Linked DNA regions of Homo sapiens: region 2 is linked to region 1. A link is a loop called in an ENCODE intact Hi-C map of the cell type or tissue named here. Cell type or tissue: B cell. All regions are shown on one strand.

What was found. Peaks named below come from ENCODE experiments on the same cell type or tissue, not always from the same donor. Only the 100,000 strongest peaks of a DNase experiment are listed, where the experiment ranks them.
Region 2: it touches region 1 in a loop (7-fold over the local background); 3 of 110 quality-filtered maps call a loop at or near these places.

Annotation. Positions count from the first base shown.
Region 1 is chr6:28,936,672-28,944,671 of GRCh38, reverse strand. It overlaps TRL-CAA1-2 (tRNA-Leu (anticodon CAA) 1-2), which reads right to left and starts at 3,619; the gene lies at 3,515-3,619. It overlaps TRQ-CTG1-3 (tRNA-Gln (anticodon CTG) 1-3), which reads left to right and starts at 3,000; the gene lies at 3,000-3,071. It overlaps TRL-AAG2-2 (tRNA-Leu (anticodon AAG) 2-2), which reads left to right and starts at 969; the gene lies at 969-1,050. It overlaps LINC01556 (long intergenic non-protein coding RNA 1556), which reads right to left and starts at 888. Exons shown (of 1, transcript NR_103538.1): 1 at 134-888. It also overlaps TRM-CAT3-1. RefSeq lists enhancers at 2,704-3,273, 3,845-4,414. In B cell, a CTCF peak has its summit at 4,666 (motif pointing right); DNase peaks (open chromatin) are centred at 121, 851, 3,101, 3,591 and 1 weaker place; H3K4me3 peaks cover 4,235 bases; H3K27ac peaks cover 2,725 bases; H3K27me3 peaks cover 391 bases.
Region 2 is chr6:27,683,775-27,691,774 of GRCh38, reverse strand. It overlaps TRT-AGT2-2 (tRNA-Thr (anticodon AGT) 2-2), which reads left to right and starts at 7,007; the gene lies at 7,007-7,080. It overlaps TRI-AAT2-1 (tRNA-Ile (anticodon AAT) 2-1), which reads right to left and starts at 3,587; the gene lies at 3,514-3,587. RefSeq lists silencers at 3,341-3,620, 6,985-7,124, an enhancer at 3,781-3,860 and a cis regulatory region at 3,113-4,501. In B cell, a CTCF peak has its summit at 4,147; DNase peaks (open chromatin) are centred at 3,514, 4,144, 6,228 and 7,024; H3K4me3 peaks cover 1,492 bases; H3K27ac peaks cover 1,050 bases.

The DNA of each region.
Region 1 (8,000 bases):
AGTAAAATGGCAAAACAGACGCCTTGCCCCCTCTGAGGTTCGAACTCAGGACCTTCAGATTATGAGACTGACGCGCTGCCTACTGCGCTAAGGAGGCAACTGTCTCTCCCGCTTAACCAACGGCTCTACCAAGATGATTATGAGGCATTTTAATAAGGTTTTACGTTCTCTGAATTACAGTGTTTCAAAATAAGGCGTAACTATGATTCAATTCACTTCTAAAACACTTTGGATGACAAAACTACGTAGTACAAGGCAGGGGCCAATTCCTAAACCAACCTCGTTCTCCCACAGACCTTCCTAAGGAAACTTTAAGGGCTGCGAAGGCAATTGAGTCTGGACTTTGCGAAAGGCCTTCCTGTACGGGGCCCTGGATTTCTCATCTCATTTCTGGGCCAGGAACGAGGAGTCTTTCCCTCTATGATTAGGGCTTTCGTAGATGTACCGCCTCTGAAACGAAGACAAGACAAATAATAATGAGTTCACTCTTTTCCTCCCTTGTGAAGTTCCGTGGAGACACTCGGTCCCCTGAAGTGGATGAAGGGCGAGGGGAGGAGGTCTCAGGATTTTTCCTCGCTTTTCTTAGAAGCAACAGGCTCAAACCAAACGGTTGGCCTTGCTTACTCCTGAAGTCGAGAGGCTTACTCCCTGGAATCCAAGTGGATGTGGAGCCCATGGCGTCCTCTGGCGCTCTCGGTCTCTTCGACCCCTTTTTACTGTGTTGATGATAAATGGGGCAGGATTCCCCTCCTGCACCACCTGCAGCATCCTGTCCAGGATCCATCTGGGAGCTGAGAAGAAGCAAAGTGTCAGGGATCGGGGGTTCTCGGGCTATGCTGAGAAGCAAGGAATGCTGAAGAAGGGGCCTGAGGGAAGGGCTTATGGTGATGTGGGAATGGGAATGAAAGGACTGGAAAGGGGCGACAGTCACTTGGGTGAAACTGAAAGCGGCGACGCACCCTGTGGGTGGTAGCGTGGCCGAGCGGTCTAAGGCGCTGGATTAAGGCTCCAGTCTCTTCGGGGGCGTGGGTTCGAATCCCACCGCTGCCAGTGTGAGGTATTTTTTTTTTCCCCCTCGTCATTCTGACCCAGTAAAGTTCCATTTTCAAGCCTTGTGTGGGCAGTTCTCACAGCTTCCTAAGTGAGACAGGTTCCTCTTCTGTTTTCCTAGGGGCCACAGATAACACCCATATGTACAGTCCCACAAACGGTGCCCAAATGTTTCTCGATTTAGGGGCTCAGACATCTCGTCCCCTAGTTATTCCCTTCAGTGGCCTTCATGTGTTTTCATTCACTTTGCGAAATTTGTGAACCAACCAAGGGCAATCCTAAGGAAAAAGTACAACCTTCTTAACTCCAGACTCAAGAATAAATAAGCCACGCACGCTCATCTGCCCTATTTTCCATTGTCTTCTCCAAGGGATAAATGTGCTAAGGCTGAAAAAACAAACGAACCAACAAAAGAAACAGTCACCAGACACCTAGAGCCTTTCCCGCTTCACCTATCCTCAGAGAGCAGTTTAAGGTCCTTAGTTGAACACAGTTGAAGAGTTAGCTTTTGAGATTCTGTTATCTTCTTAAACAGTAAACATTTTTTTCTTTTTTTTTTTTAAGAAATAAGGTGGAGGCTCATAGAATAGAAAGAATAACACCTGTTTTAGGGAAGAAGGACTTGATCCGTTATTTACCTGGATCTGGGGTAGTTTAGACCATCTTTTAAGGCTAGGAGACTCGAGGAGATAGAATGGAGAGTTTTTGTGTGCAGGGAGGTGGGTAGATGCTTAGGAGCACTTTACAGTCGCCTAGGCAGAAGTCTTCTAATTTCACTGCTTCCTTCCTCACCTTCCAAAAGATGTATCCAATACATACTAATTGAGCAGATATTTTGTAACAGGCACCTTGCTTGAAAGGATGAATGCCAGCAAATGATTCCAGGGTTCCTTAGCAATTTAGTCTTGAGAGACTAGAGAGGCACATTAAGCATAGTTGACAAATAATTAATATTAAGATTGACTAAAGTAGTAATTTATATCTGAGTATTTCTTCCAGACACGCTACGTATATATGTGGTCTATTTGTTATATGTTGTTCTCACAATTACTAGATAAATAACCATGTTATCTTAATAAAGTTAAGATTTGAAAAAATGAATTACTACATCCAGCACTATAACATCCTAGTTTGGTCATCCATACTAAAGGACACCTATATGTTGGGTCATCTGGACGCTAAGATGTCCACCTGGGAGCTGGGACCTGGAAAGGCAAAAGAAGATAGGAGGAGGAGGAGAAATAATTATTCCCTTTTGAACTTGTAAAATTTAGCCTAGCAAGTGAAGGCAAAAAAGAAGTCTAAAGTCTCCCAAAAGTCTAAGCTGGGCTGTCCCACTGAGTATTCATTCATTCATTCATTCATTCATTCACTCATCCTTTCATTTATGCATTCATGCAACAAGCATTGGTTGAGCTTCTACAAAGTAGCAGACCGTGGGCTATCAAAGACTACTGAGACTCAGCCCTGCACTTAAGGCATTTTGGAGGAATGCGGGAGACAGATTTTAAAAATTTAAGCCCATGGTTACAACTGAGGGGCAGTGCCAAGATACTCGGAGGTTGTTCTAGAGGCATCTGTAGGTATCGTACAATGAATAAATAAGACTGTAGAAAGTAGATAGTATATTTTTTCTTTTCTCTCTTTTCTCCCTTTCAAACCGTGAGACTAAAATTCAATTCACCTTTTCGTGGGCTGGAAACGAAAGAAAATAAAAATCTCCAGGAATAACCATATTCCCAGATCAGTATACTGCCCTGCCCCGAAGGATGGAAAGAAATCTGGGAGAAAGGCGCGGTGGAAACAGTGTGTGAGCCCTACCCCTCCCATCCCTGCGTTTGGCCATCCAAAACAAAAAAACTGCCCCTGCAAAATTACTTTAAATCAATTAGTAAGTAGAAGACAAGAGAGACCCCAGGTGGATCGAGTATCCATTTTTTGTTAAGTAGGGTTCCATGGTGTAATGGTTAGCACTCTGGACTCTGAATCCAGCGATCCGAGTTCAAATCTCGGTGGAACCTTTCATTTCTCTCCTTTTGCCTTGTTTCCGATAACCTTGAGCGTGAACCTTGCTGCTTTCAATTTCAGTTTCATCACTTTTATTTTTGATGGTTTCTGGCCGTGAGGAAAAACATGTAATCTGCGGTCCCAATAACCTATGAGCTCAGGGCCAGTATGTAATGATGGAGTCTGTATACATGTCTTTCTATTCCTACCTAGTCTAGTTTCCTCCCAGTACGCCTCTGGGTGAGTGCTCATGTGGTAAATGAATGCGCCTTTTAACGAACTGACCAAAGCGGGGCAAAACGTGATTCACTACTAAACAGCGAACAAGACTGAAAAGCAAGGGGGCAGACCTCATTGAGAGTGTATCATTTTAGTTAGAATAAAAAAAGTTGAGGTAGAAAGAATGAAAACACAGAAATGGCTGAGAAAGTAGAGTAAAAGGAGAATAAGATAGTTGTGTCAGAAGTGGGATTCGAACCCACGCCTCCATTGGAGACCAGAATCCTCAACACGAGGAAGCCAAGCTTGAGTCTGGCGCCTTAGACCACTCGGCCATCCTGACACCTGGGACACTTACCATCGCAAATTAATATAATCTTCGATTGTAATGAATGCGTAACCAGCGTTAAGTCATTACTACGTTCGCGATTTAATGAAAGAAATGGAAAAGGAAATTCCTACAAGTGAACAAAACGTTCTATTTAAATGGAATCAGGAACCGTGACTCAGCTTGCGAGGCTCTCCTACCAATTCAGGCTAGAATTCAGCGTTTCTCGCCCTTCGCCCCCTTCTTACACTTCCCTGCACGCCCCGGGTACAGGGGCGCGAGCATCCTAACAACCCAGCCGCGACTCTGCCTTGAACAAGAAAGAACACATAGCATGACAAGAAAAAACACATATCCATGACAAGAAAGAACACATAGCACGGGGGCTGTTCCCGAGATGCTGCTTAGCAAACTAATCAAAGAGCTCAGCAGGGAAGAAATGAGCGAGGCAATGTAGACCTGAAGCGAAGCAGGAGAGTTAGCGGAGAGTGGGGGATGAGAGCGGTTCAGGGGTCTTGAACATGAAAAATGACTGTCGATGTGAGTAACAGGAGTTGACTTGGTCAGGAGTTGAAAGAGGGTGAAGTGCAGGGGTGCTAAACCAGAGTAGCATGAAGGAAGTGTCAGCACTGAGCCGAAATCCCCAGATCTCTTCCCTCACCACATTCCCAGAACTAGTCAAACAGGCTCATCTCCCCTCCCCCTACCTCTCCCAGGAGGTTGAAGGAGTATGTCAAGGGAAACTGGGATAAAGTTTTCCAGAGATAAAGAAAGACAGATGAGATATCCAAGTCAATTTACAAGGAAAAAATAAAAATTAAAACAACGACAAACACTGGTATTTGAGGATCTCCCAAAGAAATGGCTGGGTCTCCATAGAATCCCCAAAGACTCTGCAGTCTACAGGCTTGGAGCAGGTCCACAGAGCTTCCAGAATCAGGTGTTTAGTGCCTTACTTAAAATATGTACGACAACCAAGGATAATCAGGTGGTTGTGAAAATATTTCTACAATAAGACAAGGACGAATACAAACAGAAGGGGGCAGGAAGAACCTAAGAGGAAACAAATACAATGCAGGAAGTTGGATTTTTTAAAAATTATAATTAATCCTCGGGAAAGTAAGAGAAGATACTGCACTCATGAAACAAAAAGGAGGGGAGTTCTTAAAATTATTAATAATATTATGATGGCTGGATTTTTAAAAATTTCTTTTTTTTTTTTCTTGAGACGGGGTTTGGCGCTTGTTGCCCAGGCTGGAGTGCAATGATGCAATCTCGGCTCACCACAACCTCTGCCTTCCAGGTTCAAGAGATTCTTCTGCCTCCAGAGTAGCTGGGATTACAGGCATGCGCCACCACGCCCGGCTAATTTTATGTTTTTAGTTAAGACAGGGTTTCTCCATGTTGGTCTGACTGGTCTCGAACTCCCAACCTCAGGTGATCCGCCCGCCTCAGCCTCCCAAAGTGCTGGGATTACAGTTGTGAGCCACTGCGCCTGGCCTAAAATTTCAAAATAAGGTTGTAGAAATCTGGAAAGTTTGGGGTGAATGATGGAAAATAGCAAAGAATTGATAAGAAAATAAAATGGTGTATAATAGAAGATATGCCAACAAACTAACAGGGATTCTAGGAAAAGAGGAGAAAGTGGAATAAAGGAGATAAAGATGTAATATAAGATTATTTTTCAGAACCAAAGACCTTAAGTCTCCAGATTTAAAAGGCCCACCAACTACCCTGCATAGGGTGTGGCAAAGCCCCACAATAAAGCTTGTCATTGTGAAATATCAGATGAATAAAGTGAATATCCTAAATGTTTCCAGAAGGAAAACAAAACTAAAAGATTGCACAGAAAGGATTATGAATTAGAATGTCATCTTTTTTTCTCCACAGCAGCACCAACACCAAAAGCTGAAAGACAATGAGGCAATGCCTTCTAAATCATTTCAATAAAGGAAAATAGTTTCCACAACTAGATTTCTGAACCCAGCCAAACTATCAATCAAATGTGAATGGACATTTGCAGAACATTATCTCCCAAGTACCTTTTCTCAGAAAGCTTCTGGAGAATTGTCCACTAACTAGGGAATTAAACTAAGAAAAAGGAAATATGAAATCCGGTGACTGGGGACCTAACACAGAAGAAAGGTAAAGGAAAAAACTCCGGGGCAACTGCTGAGCTACCAGGCTAGAAGGCAATCAGTCTACGGTGGAATAGAAAAAAGAGGGCTAAACGAGGGTTGTTTCCAATGGGGGAAAATGGAACTGACATACTGCCTCATGCATTTGACGAGAAAATAGTGTCAGAAAGCTGGTTTTGAATTAGGAATAAATATTTAGAAAAGTAAGCAAAGAACAGGAGGCAATTATTAATCCCAGGAAGAACAAAAGGTTGTCAAAGAAGGTAATTATGGTATACCATGGAGCTCAGCTGTGAAAAATATTACAAAGTCATAATGATGAAAACCATAAATATTAATTTATTAATTTAACTAAAAATTATACATATGAGGCTGGGCACGGTGGCTCATGCCTATAATCCCAGCACTTTGGGACGCCGAGGCAGGCGGATTGCCTGAGGTCAGGAGTTCAAGACCACCCTGGCCAACATGGTGAAACCCTGTCTCTATTAAAAATACAAAAAAATAGATGGGCGTGGTGGCGGACCCCTGTATTCCCAAGCTGAGGCGCGAGAATCCCTTGAACCTGTGAGGCAGAGGTTGCAGTGAGCTGAGATGGCGCCACTGCACTCCAGCCTGGGCAACAGAGTGAAACTCCATCTCGTAATAATAATAATAATAACAAATATGAATGTATATTGCCATATTCAAAAATGTATTCAATAAATATATGTTGAATTAAGAAATGTATAAGTAAATAAATATGTCCACAAGAAGAGATTCATGAAGAGTGTAGGCATAAATATAAAGGATTCTTATGGATGTATTCTAATAATAAAATACACTATTGATTAATATATTTTCTTGAGTATTTTCTTTTTATGTCCATCAGTCTCACCTCTCTCTGCTGGGCTAAGGAAAAATTAATCTTTCCTACAAAGCTATCACTAAGACAAAGTAAAAACAGGTCAATGATAATCCCACAGAAACCTTTTAAAGCTGTTAAAACCGCTTCAACATATGAGTTGCTGTAAATGTTATAATTAGTTAAAAAGAACAAGTAGGCCTTGTGTGGTGGCTCACACTTGTAATCCCAGCACTTTGGGAGGCTGAGGTGGGCGGATCACTTGAGGTCAGGAGTTTAAGACCACCCTGGCCAACATGGTGAAACTCCATCTCTACTAAAAATACAAAAAATAGGCCGCGTGCGGTGGCTCATGCCTGTAATCCCAGCACTTTGGGAGGCCAAGGTGCGGGGATCACGAGGGCAAGAGAGCGAGACCATCCTGGCCAACATGGTCAAACCCCGTCTCTATTAAAAATATAAAAATCAGCTGGTCGTGGTGGCGTGGTGGTGGCTGCCCGTAGTCCCAGCTACTCAGGAGGCTGAGGAAAGAGTATTGCTTGGACCGGGGAGGTGGAGGTTGCAATGAGCCGAGATCACGCCATTGCACTCCAGCCTGGGCGACAGAGCCAGACACTGTCTTAAAAAAAAAAAAAATAGCCAGACATGGTGGTGCACACCTGTAGTCCCAGCTACTCAGGAGGCTGAGGCAGGAGGTTGCAGTAAGCCGAGATCATGCCATTGCACTCCAGCCTGGACGGCAGAGGGAGACTCCGTCTAAAAAAAAAACAGAATAAGTAAATCTGGTGAACTGGTTTTCCATTAGTGCAGCTATTTTCTGCTTTTTGGAGATAGTGGTTAAAACGAGGTGAATAGACAGAAATGCATTTACAAATTTATGATATAACTTTTCAATAAAAGGTGCTGGACCAATTAGGAAAAAAACTAAATCTAGACCTTTGCCTCACACCAAACACAAAAATGAATTCATAATGGACCATACACCTAAGTATGACAGGGAAAGTAAAGCTTCTAGAAAGAGGATATGTTAATGAATGTAAGGTACGCAAAGATTTCAAAAACAGGAAAGAGTAACCAAAATGAAAAAAAAAAAAAGTTAAACAGGCACCCACCTGTAGTTCCAGCTACTCAGGAGGCTTGAGGTGGGAGGATCGCTTGAGCCCAGGAAATTGAGGTCGTAGTGCACAATGATAGCCCCTGTGAACAGTCACTGCACTCTAGCCTGGGCAACACAGTGAGAACCCATGTCTATTAAATAAATAAATAAGTGTAAAAATTTTAAAAATAAATCAATAAAGTCGATGAAATAAAATTCATCAAAACTGGAAACTTCTATTCATCAAAAAACATCATTAAGAAAATGAAAAATGGAGGCCGGGCGTGGTGGCTCACGCCTGTAATCCCAGCACTTTGG
Region 2 (8,000 bases), 1.3 Mb after region 1:
TAAATTGGCATAATAATATTTTCATAATTGGGAGGAGGGGTTATGACTTTCCTTCAATGCATGGGGAAAAACCACTTTGCTGCTTGTGGCAGCAGTATTAACTATAGTTGTAAGATTAGACAGCTTAAGGGTAATACCAACACCAGATGTGGTAGAACAGTGCCAATCACAGAGAAAGAGTCAGAGTACCTCTGTAGTTCCTGTCACGTGAGATGTATTTCTGTCCTAAGCCAATTGGATTATTCTTCCTTTTTCCCATTTTTATTTTTTATTTCGCAGCTGAATGATACATTCTAATGCAACATCCTTAACACTTACCAAGTTCTCAATTAAATCTATTCTGCATGATCCCCTCCTGTCTGGTAAATCTGGTAAATCTTCTCTGAGTCCTTTAGCTTCCTGCTCCCGTATGGATTAGTTGCATTCTAGGTTTCTTGAATAGCTGTCATCCTGTGTTTTTCATTTTTGAGCTCCTAGATCAGATTCATCATTTCCTGAGTTCCATGTCTTTCTCTGTCTTCCCCCCTATTTTCCCTGTAGTATATATATTCAGTTTGCGTCTTAAAATGTAGGTCAGCTTTTTGAGTCATGATAGGTTTATAAATGTCTTTATTCCAACTTCACATTTGATGTTACACATAGCTATAGAATTCTGTATTAAAACATTTTTCCTCCAGATTTTGAGGCATTATTTTGTTTTCTCCTAACATTCATTCGAGGTTGCTGATGAGACGTCTGATGCAGAAAGAGTATCTTTCTCTTGCCCACCACCATTACCTCTGAAAGCTGTTAGAATCTGATGTCGTTTGCTTTCAGTCTTATTCCACCGTGAGCAGGTCTATACAAGTCTACTCCTAAAGGCTGAGGAAGCTGAGAGGCCAAAGAAAGAGGCTGACAAATTCAGTTTCTCAGAAAGAAACATTTAATAACAGAAGCCATGTCTTGAGTGGTAGCAAGACAAGATGATGGATCCCCACATTGTCACCAGCCAAACCCAGGGCTTATGAACCACAGGGAATTTGCCTAAGGGCAGGATTTTTTTTTTTCTTTTCTTTTGAGACGGTCTCCTTCTGTCGCCCAGGCTGGAATGGCCAGATCTTGGCTCACTGCAACCTCTGCCTCCCAGGTCAAGCGATTCTCTTTCCTCAGCCTCTGGAGTAGCTGGGACTATAGGCACGCCCCACCATGCCCAACTAATTTTTGTGTTTTTGGTAGAGATGGCATTTCACCATGTTGGCCAGGCAGGTCTCAAACTCTGGACCTCAAGTAATCTGCCCACCTCGGCCTCCCAAAGTGTTGGGATTATAGGCATGACATACCGCGCCTAGCCTAAGGGCAGGATTTGTGTATGGTAAGTATGTGGTTACAATAACACCAAGGTTGTTTTCACCTAATTGCAGGATTTATTGTACCTCAAAGTAGAAATCTTAGAGGCATTCCCAGAACTGGGGTTAATCAGAAGTCAATATGGTGGGTTACCATCCAAGATGGAGTGGCTTTCAGCTGGGCACAGTTGCAGTTGGCCAAGATCATGCCACTGCACTCCAGCCTGGGCAATAGAGCTACAGTGTCTAAAAAAAATCTATATCTATATCTATATATATATATACACACACACACACACACACATATGCACACACACACATATATACATATATAATATTCATGCACACACATATTTTTGTACTCTAGTTTGTTACTTAACATTATTTCCTTCATATCTTTTCACTAGAGACAGCGGATTGCCACACCGAAGAGTGAGAGATCAATAAATGTTTGTTGAAATTATATATAATTTCCTTTGATTATTGTACAGCTTGGGAGCCCATATTCAAACCTCTTTGATGATCATATGGTCTAGGAAAGAAAGTGCTTTGTTCACCTTATAAGAGAAAATTAAGGGTATCGTCTTCACCACCCTCTTTCCTACGATGAAAAAGCCTGTACTTTGTACAGTGGACAAGAAGTATCTATATTCAATTCCTGGCTAGTAGGATCAACTCATTTGAAAATAAGCTGATTTTTTTTTTTTTTCAGATGGAGTCTCGCTCTGTCGCCTAGGCTGGAATGCAGTGGCATGATCTTGGCTCACTGGAGCCTCGGCCTCCCTGGTTCAAGCAATTCTCCTGCCTCAGCCTCCCGAGTAGCTGGGACTACAGGCGCGTGCTGCCACACCCGGTTAATTTTTGTATTTTTAGTAGAGACAGGGTTTCACCATGTTGGCTGGATGGTCTTTATCTCCTGACCTCGTGATCCACCCGCCTAGGCCTCCCAAATAAGCTCTGCTTTTAACAGTGTACAAAGTTGAAAAGTGCAATTTAAAACATCTAAGATACATTAAGAAAAAGTGTAAATGCAGAACAACGAGTAAATAACTAAGCTCTCTTTTGTGTGAAAAAGAAGAAAAAATAATCAATATAAATGCAGTATTTAAATAAAGAAACCCAGTAGGGATATATGAGAAATTAAGGACAGAGTTTACCTATAGTAGGTGGTGGTGAGAATTGAGCTGATGAAGAATAAAAATGGAAGGAAAGGCCAGGCAGCGTGGCTCACGCCTGTAATCCCAGCACTTTGTGAGGCCGAGGTGGGTGGATCGCCTGAGCTTAGGAGTTCGAGACCAGTCTGGCCAACATGGCGAAACCCCGTCTCTACTAAAAATACAAAAATTAGCCAGACATGGTGCTGCACGCCTATAATCCCAGCTACTCGGGAGGCTGAGGCAGGAGAATAGCTTGAACCTGGGAGACAGGGGCTGCAGTGAGCCAAGATCGGCCCACTGCACTCCAGCCTGGGCTACAGAGCAAGACTCTGTCTCAAAAAAAAAAAAAAAAAAAAAAAAAAAAAAAAGAAAGAAAGAAAAGAGAACTTTTTACTATATCTTTTTAAATTGTCTTTAAAATGTTTCTTTGTATAATAATAAGGTGTTATTTATTTTTTAAAAAACTCTTAAATTAGAAAAATATTTTTAAAGGTATGTATCCTGTTCACATTGGAATAAGCGTTCAGAGTATATAAAACAAAGATCTTTGTCATTGTTATCGTTGAAGTTTTTGAAAATTTTTCTTTCTCACTTTATAATCTTGTTTTCTCTTAGACTGAAATGAAGAAAACGGAATGACCCAGCATGAGTGATACAAACGGTGGGTGGTTTTACATGCGTTTTTTTTTTTTTTTTTGGAAGTAATCAAATAATTCAGTATTTTACTCCAAGAAAATTTCCCCGGGGCAGAGGAGGACAAAAATCACAAAAGCCTCCAACCGTAACGTACCTCTGTCACTGTAAGGTGCCTATAGCCCCTTTGTTTTACGGGTAGGATGTGGGTATGCCTTGGAGGCAGCGGAAAGAAACGTCCCCGTTCAAATTAACCGCTGTCGAGTAAGCGAGGGCGCACCAAATTCACAGATCCGTTTTCTCGGGGCAAAGTTAAGCCTGGAGAAACACACAGGTACACGTTTAGATCGATGTCTGGGTTACTATCCATTCTGGTGATAAAAGCCACAGAGAATACTTGGCCAGTACGGGGATCGAACCCGCGACCTTGGCGTTATTAGCACCACGCTCTAACCAACTGAGCTAACCGGCCGGATGACAGGATGCCTTACTTCCACATTATAAGCTACTATCAAACGGCATGCTTTGTGGAAATTTATCTTCGAATAGATAATCACATTCATTCTGTTTCCCAGTTTTCCTTCACCCGGGCTGGGAGTGGCGGAGCTCCACATTGAACACCAAAGAACCCTGCTTCTTACGGGGAAACAGTTTTTCTTAACCTGCTAATTCTGATCCGAGAAGATTCAAGTCAACGTTTCCAATCGGGGCTTCCTTCCTCCTGCCTGGGGCGAATCCGAAGTTGCATCCAAGCTTGAGATCTCGGCCAGCGGATCGGGGAACCGTTGGACCACGGAGCTGTCTCAAGGATGAAAGGACGCGGCTCCCGAGTGATGGTTGCAGAGTCCTCTCTGTTCTTGGAGACCCTTCCAGACAGGTCGGCTCTTCTCGAAGCCTTCGGGATCCGGAAACTGCACCCTCTCCCCGCCTAGCCTCGGGTGGTTCCTCTGTCACTACGACCCTGAAGTCTCAGCGGCGCTTCCCAGGCCTGTGGCTCCGGGCTCAAGAAAGTCACACACTTGCCGCTGCAGTTCCCGTCCCAGGACAGCTAGTGGCGCTCGGGCGCGGACTGCGGTTCGCTGAGACAAAAGGACGGTGGGGACAGCCTCTCTTGAGCATCTGCCCTCACCTCCTCCCTGGACAGAACCAAACCCCCAAAACAATAATAGGGATTACGGAGCCAGCGTGTTTACGAAGTAAGGGCCATTATTTGCGGGGGAGAGAAATCCTATGATCTGAAAAGGGAGGAGGAGGCGAGGCCCGGATTCGACAACTCAGAGGAAGCAGGCGTGAAACATTTGCCCCTGAGAGGTGCCCCGCTTCCAGACGGAGCCTGATGCTCTTGCTGGCAGGTGACAACCCAGGAAGGGGCCACTGGAGCAGCTAATTCATGATTTACTGTCTGTTTTTTGACAAGTTTCTACTTTCCCCCTCTTCCTACCACGACTGTTTCTGTTAGTTAAGGGTAGTAATATTTTCAAAAGTTAATTGGCCTATGTACATTTTAAATGCCCTCCTTATGCCCTCCCCCTCTATTTAGACGTATATGCATACACTTATTTATATATATAAATTGTAAAGTCTTATCTTGGATATGCACTATTAGTATATGTGTTTAATGCTTTATATTCATGTCTTCGCCTTAGAAATGAGAATCATATCCTTTGACTAGACAAATTTGCCATTTATTTTCTAACTTTACATTTCAACTCTTTGAATATGAAAAATTAAAATTAGTTTAACATCATAAATAATAAATCACATTTTCGTGTCCTTCAGCTCCTTTCACTAAAGTTGCACTTTTTTTTTTTTTTTTTTTTTTTTTTTTGAGACGGAGTCTCGCTCTGTCGCCCAGGCTGAAGTGCGGTGGTGCGATCTTGGCCCACTGCAAGCTCCGCCTCCCAGGTTCACGCCATTCTCCTGCCTCAGCCTCCGGAGTAGCTGGGACTACAGGCGCCCGCCACCATGCCCGGCTAATTTTTTGTATTTTTAGTACAGACTGGGTTTCACCGTGTTTGTCAGGATGGTTTCGATTTCCTGACCTCGTGATCCACCCTTCTCGGCCTCCCAAAGTGCTGGGATTACAGGCGTGAGCCACCGTGCCCGGCCCTATTTTATTTTTGTTTATTTAATTAATTTATTTTTTGACAGAGTGTCGCTCTGTTGCCCAGGCTAGATTGCAGTGGTGTGATCTTGGCTCACTGCAAACTCCGCCTCCCGGGTCAAGCGATTTTCGTTCCTCAGCCTCCCGAGTAGCTAGGATTACAAGTGCGAGCCGCCACGCCAGGCTAATTTTTGTATTTTTAGTAGAGACAGTGTTTCATGTTGGCCAGGCTGGTCTTGAACTCCTGATCTCAAGTGATCCGCCCGCCTCGGCCTCCCAAAGTGCCGCGATTACAGGCGTGAGCCACCGTGCCCGGCCTGTACATCTTTTTAATCAACTAGTAGATGTCTTCGTTTGTTTTGTTCTGTAGTGAAAATGCTCAAAGTTTGTGGCACAGATTATTATTATCATTGTTGTTTTACTAGGACACTTGTTATGGTAAATGATTCCTGAAAGACTGGGCCACATTTAGACTTACTTTGACCTCAAGAGACCACCGTAGGCATCAGTCACTTGCTTTTTGTCATCGGTCAGTTCCCTAGGAAACAGACACTGAGATGGCGATTTGTGTGCGGGAAGTTCATTGGGGACGCTCTCAAAATCAGCATCTGTGAGAGGGTGAGGTGAGCAGGACTGAGAAAAGACAGAAGCTGAATTCAATACAGGCGCAACATACGTCCAGCCCATCTCACAGGTGTATATAAATCTGGAATGGTCCTTCACAAATGTCCTTAATTATAGTGGGGAGGCGGGAAGGGCAGACCTATATATTCCTCCATCAACAGTCATGGGATTTGAGCTGCTCCAGTGGTGGGGTGTGACTTGGAGCAAGTGACTTCCCTTCCACTGAAGGTAGGTTCCAGAGTCGGACCCAGACATGAGCCATCAGTAGTTAATATTCCTGTAGTTGAGGAATGAGTGCCACCACCTGGGCGTGGGGGGCCCGGGTGGTGAATCTACACTTGATCTTAGCCAAACGGCCGAGAAGCGATAGGAGGGGGGGATCTGATAGATGCACCACATATCCTCATAGTTCTTTTCCTACAGCAACCACGTGTCAGACATGTGCTAATCTTCCACCAATAACCCCTGCTTCTCCACACTAACAGAGAAGAGAACAGGTGTGGTTAAAACAAAATGACGGTTAATAAAGAGTCAATTCATTTTTCCTTTGAGGTTCAGCAAAAGTCCCTACCTGGCCACCAGAGCCTATAGTGAGTCTAGCGGTATCCATGTTGGAACAACTTTTCTTTTCTTTTATTTTTTTCTTTTTCTTTCTTTTTTTTTTTTTTTTTAGACAGAGTCTCGCTCTTGTCGCCCAGCCTGGAGTGGGAGTGCAGTGGCATGATCTCGGCTCACTGCAACCTCCACCTCCCAGGTTCAAGCGATTCTCTTGCCTCAGCCTCCTGAGTAGCTGGGATTACAGGCGCCCGCCACCACGCCGGCAAATTTTTGTACTTTTAGTAGAGACGGGGTTTCGCCATGTTGGCCAGTCTGTTCTGGAACTCCTGACCTCAGGTGATCCGCCCGCCTCAGCCTCCCAAAATGCTCGGATTACAGGTGTGAGCCACCGCGCCGGGCCGGGACAACTTTTCAAGGGGAAATAGTCATTTCAATCCAGCCTATGAATTAATCCTTTCAAAATAAAATTATTTGGTTTTCACTGAGACCTGAATGTCTATTTTTGTTGTGAAGTCACCTAACAAACTAGTTGCTGGGATTGTTGCAAATTACGGAAGTGTGAAATAGTTTTCAAGTAGTATACGATCGAGGGCTTTCTCGGCTGTGGCTCCGTGGCTTAGCTGGTTAAAGCGCCTGTCTAGTAAACAGGAGATCCTGGGTTCGAATCCCAGCGGGGCCTTGATTTCTGTACCTTACACATTTTGTAATTTCACCCGGTGCAACTGAATTTACACCCAATAAATGCTGTAATACTCAGGCTTTTAAAAGCCTTGCTAGAAAACAGGAGGTACATTAGGCGAGAAGCGGGAAATGCCAACAGTTTCATGGCAAGCATTCCTAATTCATGATAACTTTAAGACACAATATTTGTCCTATTGTAAGGCTAGGTAGCCTAGCATAGCTGAGGTTTGCTCCTTTGTCCTACCGTTCGAGAGCAAGTGATGCAGATTCAACAGCTTTAGAAATAGGCCCTTTTGGCCGGGCGAGGTGGCTGTCGCCTTTAATCCCAGCACTTTGGGAGGCCGAGGCTTGCGGATCACCTGAGGTCAGGAGTTCCAGACCACCCTAGCCAATATGGCAAAACCCCGCCTCTACTAAAAATACAACAGTTAGCCGGGCTTGGTGGCAGGCCCCTATAATCCCAGCCACTCCGGAGATTGAGGCAGGAGAATCGCTTGAACCCGGGAGGCGAAGCTTGCAGTGTGACGAGATGGCGCCACTGCACTCCAGGTTGGGCGACAGAGAGACCCCGTTTCAAAAAAACAGACAAAAAAAAAACCCTGAACGCAACTGGAATACAGATGGCACTCAAAAACTTTTTTACAATAGACCACTAATGGCTTTTCTAATTTTTTTTTTGAGACGGGAGTTTGGTTCTTGTTGCCCAGGCTGGAGTGCAACGGCGCCATCTCGGCTCGCCGCAACCTCCGCCTCCCGGGTTCAAGCGATTCTCCTGCCTCAGCCTCCTGAGTAGCTAGGATTACAGGCATGCGCCACCACGCCTGGCTAATTTTGGGGTTTCTCCATGTTGGTCAGGCTAGTCTCGAACTCCCAACCTCGGTTGATCTGCCCACCTCGGGCTTCCAAAGTGCTGGGATT